3 separate regions of the Homo sapiens genome follow, and regions 2 and 3 are each linked to region 1. The links are chromatin contacts, found by Hi-C or POLR2A ChIA-PET in ENCODE. All regions are on one chromosome and are shown on one strand. Each heading gives the region's core, a stretch centred on a gene start or an enhancer-like site at or near the end of the contact. The rest is flanking DNA. Distances are from core to core; before and after follow the strand shown. Region 1 holds the start of PLPP3 (phospholipid phosphatase 3). Region 2 has its middle 200 kb from the start of LINC01755. Region 3 overlaps LOC124904186 (a long non-coding RNA gene).

Region 1 (3,794 bases), core at 381-2,880:
AAAAAATCCTAGGCTGACTTCAACCTTGGAAGTCCTGTTCATTCTTGTGAAGCGCTTTCTCCCTCCCCTACCGAGTTCATAAATCCTCCTCGCCCTCCCACTCCAATTCCTTTAACTCCCACCGCTCTTCCAGCTGTGGCTTCCAACGACTTTGGAAAACAGAAGTGGACCATCGCCTCAACTTTCTGGGGGCGCAATTAAATTTGTGGTCCCCAAACAAGATCGCAGCTGGCTTTCCCAGTGCCTCAATGTGCCCATCAGGGAAATGGGGCTCATCACCCCTGCTGCACCGAGTCAGAGAGTGGGCGAGCTAAAACTGATGCCCCTGAAGCCGCCTACCACCTGGCACACAGTAGGCACTCAAGTGATTGCTGAAGCCGTGCCCAGCACCAAGCCCGGGGAAAGCACCTACAGGAGAGGAGCAAGTGAAAAGGCCGGCTAGCCAGTCTGGCGAGCCTGGGCAGCAAAGGCGGAAGGGCTGGATGTTTACATACAGCCGCCGGGAAGGCAGCTCGGCTCCAGGCAGGAGCCCGACTCTCGGGGCGATCCATTTCACTCGGATGGAGGGCGACCAGCTAGCTATACGCTGGCTCTAGAGCGCGGCTCAACCAACTTCCCCTACGCTAAAAGGACGAACCCACACCTTCCGCGGGATTCCGCCCGGGCTTCCAACGTGGAGACGACTTTTACTGAGCTGGTTTAACAGTTGCCCACGAACGCTTAAGCACGCCCAGACCCACTCAAGTACAGGCCAAGAAGTCGGTGGGATCGGGGAGGGCGGGGGCTTCGGGCCTGGGCGGCGCAAAGGCTCCCCAGGAAGGCTGCGGGGGCCCCCCGGAGCTGACGGCGCGGCGCGGCGCGGCGCTGCGCGGCCCCGGACTGGGCTGGGACGCGCGCCGAGGGACGAGGGGCCGAGGGGCCGAGGGACAGCGGGGCTGGGCTCACCCATGAAGAGGCAGAAGAGGTCGAGGCAGATGAGCAGCACCCGCTTGCTGCCGCTCCTCCTCGGGTTGTTGTTGAGCGCCGGGCTGCCGCCGTTCTTGCTCTCCGGGACGATCGCTTTGTCGTACTTGTAGTTTTGCATGGCGCTGGCTGCGGCGCGAGCCTCCCGCCCCGCGAAGACGTCCCGCAACAGCAGCCACACACCCAGGCGCCCGGGTCGCCTCCTGGCCGAGGCTGCTGCGGATAGTGGCGGGTCGGCCCCGGCTCCGGGCGCGGCGGCTAGAGTGCAGCCGGGGCTGCCTGCCTCCAACTGCAGAAGGTGGTGTTTTCTGCTCCTCCTGCGCGCCTCTGCTTTCCTCTGTCAACCCTAAATCGTTCTAAAGTCCAAGGGGAAGAGAGCCAGATCCCGAGCAGAAACTTTTGCAGAGCTGCGCAGCTTGGGGCGCGCTGTTGTGGCGCGCGTCTGAGTGCGCGAGCGAGCGAGTGGGCAGCGCGGGCGCTCGGCCACCTTCCTCCGCAGCTGGTTCCTTAATGAATGGGAGCTGCGCTGAGCCCAGCAACTCCGGAGCGCCAGCCCCAACTCTAACTTTGCCTCCTCCTCCTCCTCCTCCTCCGGCTCCTCCTGCTCCTCCTGCTGTTGGTGCTGCTGCCGCGGCGGCTGCTGCTGTGATCGCCTGGGTTTGTTTTCTGCACTTTTATTTCACGAGGTCCTTTAAAAAGAGAAGACGTGGGGGGAGAGAGAGAGAGGGACCTCCTTACTTGGCTCGGATGGGATTCCGAAAGCACAGCCCCTTCCTTAAGCTGCCTAAGACGTAGGATAATTAAGGCCACATTTTCCCCCACCCCCTTCAAAAAAAAAAAAAAAAGTCCTAAAAGGAAAAGTTACTCTCAAACCAGAGAAACCGGGAGCCCCTAGCGTTCAGAAACACCAAATTGTCACCAAAGAAAAAATATATATAAATAAAAAGAAACATTTTCTTGCTGGCCTTGGGTCAAGTAAAAGTTAGGGCTGTACAGCTAAAATGCATTTTTCCTCACCTACAAACCTGAGGCTTTCAGGTCTTTATTGTGACTTGAATTGTATTACCCTGAAAATATAATTTTTAAGGAAAACAAGTTGTTTGTTTGTTTAAGATCTTAACATCCAACACCGGGTACTACGCTAGATTTTGAGAATACTAAAATGAAAAAGACTGCACGACTGTGGAACCACATCTCCTGGATTTCAATCCTGTGACTCTGTGCCTCAGTTTCCCCGTATGTAACTAGAGATAACTGTTCCTTTTCATATAGGGTGGTTGTGAAGACTTAATTTGTTAATCCGTATAAGCTCCTAGAACAGTGCCCAGTACATAGGAAGTGCTCTGTGAGGGTTAGCAATTACCTTTTTTCTGGGTGAAGGAGTCTCAGGCAACCCCTCTCTTGGCCCCAAGAGTAATTCTACTACTATGGGGAATTCCAGGGCAGCCAAAATGCTCTCTGCTTGAGTTTCAGACAATCTAACATTTTTCCTTAGAGGCTGGCATCTTATTTTTAATTATTTTATGTGAGTTAATCTTTTTTCCAGATAGAGAATAAACATTTCCAGGGCAAGGGCCTTCCCTTGTATCTTCTATAGTGCCTAGCATGGACCTGGGCACAGTGGACAATAAATGGATGTTTTTTCCAGGTGGTTCTTTGTGTGCATTCAGAAATGGAAATATTTGTAGCTTTTTGATACATTATATGAATCATGTTCTTTCTTACACTGACTTGTTTTGGGTTTTGATAACTTTATATGCAGCCACCATCAACCCTTTCTGGTACAATTGCCCTTTCTGGTACAATCCTTTCACACTCCACACCCCTGCTCTCCTGCACGCTCTGCCTATAATGCATACCCTTTCCTCCTCTAGTTAGGGAAATGCTTCTCTTGCTTTAGTATCCTCTGAAATGTCACCTCCTCTCTGAGTACTTTCTTCATTCCTGCACAGAATTAACTTCACTGTCAACTCTTTGCTTCTAACTATTTTTTTTTCCCCCGAGATGGCGTCTCACTCTATCGCCCAGGCTGGAGTGCAGTGCCTCAATCTTGGCTCACTGCAATCTCCGCCTCCCGGATTCAAAGGATTCTCTTGCCTCAGCCTCCTGAGTAGCTGAGATTACAGGCTCGTGCCACCACACACGGCTATTTTTGTATTTTTAGTAGAGATGGGGCTTCACCATGTTGGTCAGGCTGGTCTCAAATTCCTGACGTCATGATCGCCTGCCTCGGCCTCCCAAAGTGCTAGGATTACAGGCATGAGCCTATGTCAGCCTGATTTGGTGTTACAGATGGTAAAGACTAGCAAACTGTGTAGGTTATCAGCGCCGCGGCATCTCTCTAGTACCTAGCACGGGATTTGCTGTGTACTGAATTAAGCTCAAGTTAGCACCGGTTAGTAAGTGGGGCTTGCAAAGAAAGACAACATTGCTATCTTCTGGAAGCAAGAAGATCTGACTCTCCCAAGAAGTTTTGGAGCTGAAGCATCCAACTGCAAATCACACACAGCACTCTCAATTCAAATAGCACAGGTAAAAGCCAGGGTAGTTCAGAAGGCAGATGCTTGAGATAGCTTTTTCTTGAGAAACACCTTCTCTTGAAAAGTTAAAAGAGTGGAAACAAAACAAGGCCAGGTTCATAATTACTGACATTCTAAGAGGAATTCAGGATTCCAGGGTCTTTGCCTACTCAATTGTCTTTGTAATTATAGTCATCTTTGAAATTCTTAGTCACCAAACCATGCTTTTGGAATTCCAATCTAAAAGCAAGCTTTCTTGAAACTGCAGGCCTCTCTGATCTTTCCCTCCTTGGAGCTCTAAAAGACCTTGAG
Region 2 (3,794 bases), core at 398-2,897, 430 kb before region 1:
GTTATCACAGAATCAGACTGCTGCAGCAGCTGGGGTAGAATAAGCAATCTGGGATTCAAAAGGCAGGTAAGGCCAAGAGACTCTGAGGTGGGACATAAGATGTGTCTGATCCATTCTTCAACATGACTCACTACTCCCATGCACCGTCATCGAAAGGAAACCTTTCTGGCTTGGAAGAGCTGGTGTATCAGTTGAGATTCATTAAGCTTAAAGAAGCAGAAAACCTAAATGAAACTGGCTAAGATAATGAGGAAAGAAGGGAAGTTATTGGCTTACATGCCTACGAGTCCAGAAGGTCAGCAGGTTTCAGATTTGACGGCTCCACTGTCCTGAAGTTCTTTTGACTCAGTCTTTCTCCACAGGCCAACTTTCTATTCAGGCTATCACTAAAATGGCTGCAGCAACTCTAGGCCATTAGTGCACACATGACCACATTCCAATATCCAGAGGAAGACAGAAACTATCTCTTCATTTGCTTCTTTCTTACAAATGAAGAAACGTTTCCTAAAGGGTGCCTCAGCCAACATCCCCTTGCAGCTCTCATTGCCCAAGCTGGGTGATACATTCATTCCTTAACAATCCTCATTACAGGGATTCTAAACACTTTGATTGGCTGGGGCCTGGGCTCCTGAACCAATCACTGTGAAGAAAGATGGATCACCATGACTGCTTAACCCAATGGGGACCCACCTCCTGCACTGGGGTAATCCTCAAACTGCATGACAACCACAAAATGCAAGGGGGTGGGGAGGTGGACTTGGTGTTAAAGAGAAAACCACACTGTCGACAAGAGCCAGACTTCAAAAGCATCTAAAGAAACAAAGACAAAGCTGCCATCATCATTTGTTAGTAGACAGTTGTCATGGAGTGGGGATTGACTCACTTTAAGCAAAGTAGGTTTCAGCCAGTCTGTGTAGTTCTCCATGACTCTTACTGTTTCTTTCACTGGGACTCTCTATTCCCCATCCCTGCCTTTGATAGTGCATCTCATCCCTAAGCTTATTCCAAAAGCCTTCCTTGTTGTTTCACAGCCAGAAAACACAGGCTGAGTGATATATAAAAGCTTTGGAATTAGTAGCAATTTTAGAAATCTAGATCAGGGTTTTTCAAACTCCATGGCTCTGGAGAGCTCTCTCAGTTGTGAAACTTGTAGGGCTGAAAAGAAGAGCTAAGTAGTCGAGGCTCTAGGCCTCCTAAACCCCCCAACCAAAGCAGCTGTAAATTCATTTATTTTGCGTAGCTATATAGCTTTATTCAAGATTAATTTTTATTCAGGGGATTAAAAATCAAATCCCCTTATTATAAAAATGAGAAAACTGAAGCTCAAAGAGAGGGGTGGAAGCGTGTGTTGAAGGTCATGGTGCTTATCTGTACCTCCTCCTCAGGACACCTATGCTAACATTTGAAAAGTTTCACCTGTGCCTCATGAGCCCTCTCTTCTCCAGAATCAGTGGCCCCAGCTTCTTCAAATCTCACTCCAGTGAAGAGATTCTAAGCCATCTCACCAATTCATTGTTCAACTCCTTGTTAAAATCACTTCACTTCAAGTGTAGTGCCAAGAAATAATCATGATGAGTCAAATGCATCTGAGCAGCAGAGAGAAGAGCAGGACTGCCCTATGTCCCATCAGAATGTTGCACTCTTAATAATATAGCCAGGGATCACATTAGCTAGTTGGCAGGCACAGAACACCATTGCCTCATACTGTCCGTTAAAACTCTTAAGATGTTTTTACAAGCTGCTGCAAAGACTGTTCTCCTCATCCTGTTCCTATCCTCTTGTTTACTTAGACTCAATTGCAGGGTTTAACATGTATTTCATTTATTCTAAAATTCCACAATTCTAAGTGCCCACCGTGTGCATTTCTGGGCATTCCATGAGCACATGGAGAATTCTAGGACAGGAGGAGCAAATTCAGCTACCTTGAGGAGCCAGGCAGGTAGGGACAGAAGTCATATAAATAAATGAAGATGGCCAGGTATAGTTCAAATTTGTGAGCTATGAAGTCTGGTTAAAGGAGAACTAGGCCTCATCTAAAGAAATAGCTTTATTCAGCCTCAGCTAGCCATTGCCATGCAAGAATCAAGTCCAGAGTTGCTAGATCTTATGATTTAAAAAAAAAAAAATCTGGAAATGTGGATGTTGATTGGAAATATCCAGTCTTTTAAATGTTGGCCACTAACTCTCAAAGTTCTAATACACTCTATTGGCCAAACAAAACACATCTGCAGGCTGAGTTCAGGCCATGAACTTCAAATTTACAAACTTTGCCCTGTGAGGATGAGGGAGTTGGGCAGCACTAGTTAATGAGACAAAAGTATAAAAATGACTCGTGTTATCTTGGAATTAATAGCACAACATTTATTTTTAATATTACCCTATTAATCATACGCTTGAACTTTTTAAAGCTGGAAAGAATCTCTGGGATTATATTGTTTAATCCTCTTGTTTTATAAAAAAGGAATCTATGATTCACAGAGGAGAAATGAGTTGGATTTTAATTAAATGAATCCAAATGAATTCATGAAATGAATAAAAAAATTCAAGTTCTTAGAAATTGAGGAGATAATTGGTACATTAGCTCCTCAAACCTTAGTCCATGGTTTCTCAATCTAAGCATTATTGACATTTTGGACTGGATAATTCTTTGTTGTGTGTGTGGGTGGGGTGGAGGGGGAAGAGTTGTTTTGTGCATTGTGGGATGTTTAGTACCATCCGTGGGCTCTACCTACTAGAAGTCAATAGCACACTCCTGCAAGTTATCAGTGGCAAATGAAGGCAAGAATGTTTTTAGATATTACAAAGTGTCCCTGAGGGACAAAATTGCCACTGCCCTTGAAAATCACTATACCCTCTTCCAATCCCTTTGTCTTATGGTTGAGAGGACTCAGAAAACTCGAGAGCTTTCCTCAAAGTCACATGGGGAATTATTGGCATTGCTGGTACCAACACTTGAATCTCATCTTAACTCCTTCTAGAGTGCCCTATTAACAAAAGCCTGCAAATATGAGCCACAATTTGATCAGTAAGTTTTGTAAAACTGCATATTTTAAATTAAGAGGCAGCATGGCATAATGGTGAAAAGCATGGATTCCATGACTGACAAATCTGCATTTGGTTCTCAGCTCTTCTACTTACTTGCTTTGTGACATTGACCAAATTAACCTCTCTGAATGTTTGTTTACCACCTCACCTGAAAAATGAGTGGTAAAATGTATATAGTGCTTGTCACAAGATAGGGATTCATCAAATGGAAGTTGTTGTTATTATTATTATTATTATTACTATTATTTAACTGGACCTGGAGTCAGTAAACTGTAGCCCACAAACTGAATTTGGCCTGCCTGTTTTTGAATAGCCTGTGAGCTAAGAAGTTTTACATTTTTAAACGGTTAAAAAATTTTAAAATAACAATGCCATTTTATGGTACATGAAAGTCATGTGAAATTCAAAGATCAGGGCTCATAACTAAAGTTTTATTGGAACACAGCCACGTATTCATATGCACGTAGTCCATGGTTGCTTTCATGTAAAAGCAGCAGAGTCAAGTTGTTGCAACAGAGATCAGCTGATGGGCAAAGACTAAAATATTTATTGCCTGGCCCTTTACAGAAAGATTACCAGTCTCTTAACTAAACCTGTAATCTCCAAGTAGAAAAGCAGGCAACCACAATTTGTGCAGAGCCCTCTGGTGTGCAGGAGGTAACATAGCAAAATAATTCATTTTTCCTTCTGATGCCCCTTGCAGTTCTAGCATCTATAACCATTGTATTTTACTCTGCTCACTTGAGACA
Region 3 (3,794 bases), core at 824-3,323, 320 kb before region 1:
CAGGAAGAATCCTGGAAAAAAAGGTGAGGATATCTCAGAACTGTGATGATATCCATTTTTATACCAATTATAGGTGTTCCCGTACTGATATGGTGCTAGGTGGGTGTGTGATTTAATGTGTTAATGAGCATATAATGAGGTCCTAGGTGAAAACTAGATCAATTCCAGTGCCATGTTTTGTCCAGTCGGTCTTAGCCAGCTTGGTCCACACCCTGGTTTTTCACAGTCTTATCAGCCTGTAGCTTCTGCAGCTATTTTAACAGTTTCCTTTTGCTAGTCATGTGAAACTGCTGCCTGGAATTTTCTATTCTCCTGCGACCACCCTGTATTATTCCTGTCTCATTTTCCCCACTGCAGAGATTTCCATCCCTTTATTCTTAAGGGTCAATGAGGGAGAATGTTAGTCTTCTGTATCTACTTCCTGCTGATTAGGGGTGATGGCCCTGCCTAGTGAGGGCATGGAAATCTCTGTCTGCCTGGTTTATGTGTTCCCAGCAGGGGTCATCAAAAGAGTCTGAATCCAAGGCAGCAGTTAATTGGAATCCTTGCATGACCATCATTTTGACATGGAACTGTTGCGACCTAGAAGACACAAACTACAAGGAAGCTAAACAAACAAGGACCAAAGATTAGTAGGAATAAGATAGCTATTAAAGGTCCCAGGAAGTTAGGAACCATGTTACACTTGGTAGGTACCCTTTGATGGAGTCCCAAATGGCTTGAGTAGTTGGGGTTATTGAAATTATGTAGCCAGATAGCCTGTTGGTAAATCTTTTGAACTTGCAGTTCAGCTAACCCTGATTGTTAATATAAGAACAGCAGGTATGGTTTATTACGTGCAAACCCCTCCTAGCAGTTCATGCTCTGGCTCTGCTAGGGCCTCATACAATGGCTTAGTAATAAGCCCAAATCCTGGGATCCAAATCCTGCAAAATCCTGCCATACCCAGGAACGTTCTGAGCTGCCTCTTTATTTATGGATGTTTCACCTTTAAGATAGCCTCCTTTCTGAATGGGTAGCTTTTAAAGTCCCATTCGAACTTTAAGAATTTCTAAATCTATGAGTGTAAGGAATTTCTCTTTTAACACGTATATTCCTGAGCATATTTTGCTCAGGCAAATATTTTAGTAAAGGGAAAAGAGGGAAAAAGTTGGGAGTGAGTGCCCACATCTCTCTCTTGTCTTCACCTCATCTTTGCCTACACCCCAGTCCCACTCAGAAACTGTGTTTGTTTCTCAAACATGTTATGCTCCCTCACCTCCAGGGTTTTACACATATTATTTCTTGTCCCTGAATTACTCTTCCTGGATTATTCTTCAACTAGCTAATTTCCTTTCATTCTTTAGATCTTAGCTAAGTGATAAACTTCTCTGACAAGTCTTCCCTGCCACCTGTCACCTCCATCTTCACGACCCCCACCAAGTCTGGATGGAGGGCCTTTCACACAGCATCTCATAACTCTCTGGGCTTCCCTCACTACAGCCCTCATCACACTATATTTTACTTGTCACTTTACAGGCCAATGTTTCCAACTAGACTGTCAGGGCCATATCTATCTGTTTCAAGGCTCAATAATTCTTTGTTGAATGAACAACAAGGTGAATTCAATCTAAAGGGTTATGGAAATACCTTTTAAAAGTACTAAAAATTCACAGGTGCAGACCTCTTCTTTAAACTGTGGCAGCCCCAAGGATGTCACATGTATTTCCCACTTTGCTTTGCCCCCATCCTCATTGATGGACATATGCTCCATATTGGCCTTGGTGCCTGCAGCTTGTGATTCATGCTGAAAGCACATCTGAAACCCTCATCTTTATAGCTCTTTTCTGAGAAAATTACCCAATCTGGCAATCTGTCTGGCCCCAAGGATACTTGACAGATCAAATTGAACCAGGCCAGATGGAAGCGGGAAATGAACTCCACCATCAAATTGTCCAATGCCTGAAAAATGTTGGCTTTGAAACAATGCAGGTCTTCTCATGCATTTCCTAGAATCAGAGGAAGGTGTTCTCTGCTGCGTCAAGGCAGTGAGGCCTCTGTGTTCCTGACTGAGGCCCCCAAGTGAGCTCCGTGTCCACAGCAGAGCTCCCTGCCAGGTGGAGTGTCACAGCTGTGGAATCAGAGAAGTTGTGCAAGAGGAGAAGGAAGTTTTCCAACTCAGCAAAAGAACAAGTCTTGGAGACCAAGCTCAGGGAGAGTGGGAATCGAAAACAAGGCCAAGAATTATGAAATAATGTACACGTGGCAAAAACTAAGGCTCTTTAGTAACTGCAAGATCTAGAGGGAAGTGAATGAGCAGAAAGTTGGGAGGAAGAATGAGAGTGGTCAGGAACACACAAGGAATTGCAGTGCTTTCTTACAACCTGGCATTTGTTGCGAAGTTTTCTACAGAGTTAAATTGTATGTTAATGTATTCACCAATCATTTATGCAGCTTTTGTGCTTAGCATAACTCTCTGGATCTGCACTGCTACCCTAGGTTCTATTATTATTCCCATTTTAGAAATGAGAAAATTAAACTTCAAAGAGGCCCTCAAGTGGTCAGGTCAGGCTTTATGCCCAGGACCTGTGTTATCCAAAGCCCCTGTTCTGGATTTGAGCCTGCCCTGAATTATCTTATAAGCTGAGCAATCCTGAGCAGTCTCTTTCCTCACATGCAAAATGAGAGTGTTATAACCAATGAGATAATTGATATTAAATGATTTCAACTATAAAGCACTATGCAAATTTGAGTTGCATGTATTTGTTTATTTGCTTGCTTGCTTGTTTATACACTATTTTATTTCACAATGAGGCCTGAGTGAGACCACACACGGTAAAATAACACTGTATGATAATTTGAATATTCATGCAAATAGAAGTACAGAGCAGATACGATTTTCTGCCTCACAAATCTTCATGCAGAGTCTATGCACACAAACAAACATAATGACTCCAACATGCAATGCAGAATAAAACATGCTGCATGGCCTCAAGAATCTCAGATTCTACAAGAGAAAACAGAGCAATAAACAGGCCTTTTTAATAGTACATTCAGCGCTGTTGAAAAGAAAAACACAGCAACTTGCAACTTTGGGGACTGTGACAGGACATCTAACCCAAGAAAGCACCCCTGGGATTTCTGAGCTGTTTCCTGAAAAATGGACTGGGTTACAAGGCTAAGCCTGGACGTGAAAGAGGAGCAGCGTATTCACACCCAGGGCAAGAGGGTGTGCTGGCTGGCAGGGCTGTGGAACTGAAAATAATTGGCCTGACTGAAACTTAAGTTATAGAGGCAGGTAGGATATATATGATAAAGTTACCTGACCTGAAATAATCCCTGGCTCTGCTCACAGATGTCCCCATTCCAGAACACACTGAAACATAGTGGGGTCTTCCAGAGCCTGATGCCTCACTCAGATCTAGTCACTTTTCTAGTTGCTCCTATGTGTACATCAACCTTAGCAACCTCTTACCTACACCACATCTCATTTCTCTTATAAGCAAAGACAAGATACCTAAGGTTTAATTAGGCTATGCCCATTTCTCTTGTTTCTTGGGAAGCTTAATGCCTAATGGTTCAGGTGTTAGGTTCTGGAGTCAAACTATCCCATCATCAAAGTCTGACCTTGGCAATTACTTGCTGCATAACACTGGGCAAATCACTTATTGTTTCATGCCTCAGTTTCCTCATCTGTAAAAATGGGACAATAATATCACCTACCACTTAAGGTTTGTGTGAAAATTAAATGGAAAAATGCATGTAAGGGACTTAGAACAATGCCTCACACATAGCAATTACTCAATAAGTGTTAT

The links. Hi-C counts contacts between places; a loop is a spot of excess contacts on that map. ChIA-PET counts read pairs that join two places held with the same protein, here RNA polymerase II (POLR2A). Pooled maps may share reads with other maps.
Region 2: a loop to region 1 is called in a map of prostate gland, with 8 times the contacts of the local background. The contact joins the enhancer-like site here to the promoter of PLPP3 in region 1. A Hi-C loop is called at or near these places in 7 of 168 maps with a recorded cell type or tissue (GM12878, OCI-LY7, cardiac septum and 4 more), 14 of 37 single-sample maps with no recorded cell type and 15 of 50 pooled maps. POLR2A ChIA-PET finds 5 or more read pairs at or near these places in 1 of 52 experiments (GM12878).
Region 3: a loop to region 1 is called in a map of heart right ventricle, with 9 times the contacts of the local background. The contact joins the enhancer-like site here to the promoter of PLPP3 in region 1. A Hi-C loop is called at or near these places in 11 of 168 maps with a recorded cell type or tissue (GM12878, aorta, cardiac septum and 6 more), 3 of 37 single-sample maps with no recorded cell type and 19 of 50 pooled maps. POLR2A ChIA-PET finds 5 or more read pairs at or near these places in 2 of 52 experiments (OCI-LY7 and PC-9).

The regions. Positions count from the first base shown.
Region 1 is chr1:56,577,933-56,581,726 of GRCh38, forward strand. It overlaps PLPP3 (phospholipid phosphatase 3), which reads right to left and starts at 1,631. Exons shown (of 6, transcript NM_003713.5): 1 at 946-1,631. The coding sequence starts at 1,084.
Region 2 is chr1:56,144,989-56,148,782 of GRCh38, forward strand. No RefSeq gene overlaps it. Among named protein-coding and RNA genes, the nearest start is that of LINC01755, 200 kb to the left of the region's middle. Within about 2 kb of position 1,648, at least 2 of the 41 ENCODE cell types and tissues checked have a DNase peak (open chromatin) inside an H3K27ac peak, as active enhancers do.
Region 3 is chr1:56,253,883-56,257,676 of GRCh38, forward strand. It overlaps LOC124904186 (a long non-coding RNA gene), which reads right to left. Exons shown (of 4, transcript XR_007066107.1): 2 at 1-11. Among named protein-coding and RNA genes, the nearest start is that of LINC01767, 160 kb to the right of the region's middle. Within about 2 kb of position 2,074, at least 17 of the 41 ENCODE cell types and tissues checked have a DNase peak (open chromatin) inside an H3K27ac peak, as active enhancers do; they include gastrocnemius medialis, heart left ventricle, heart right ventricle and 1 more, where a contact is called at or near this core.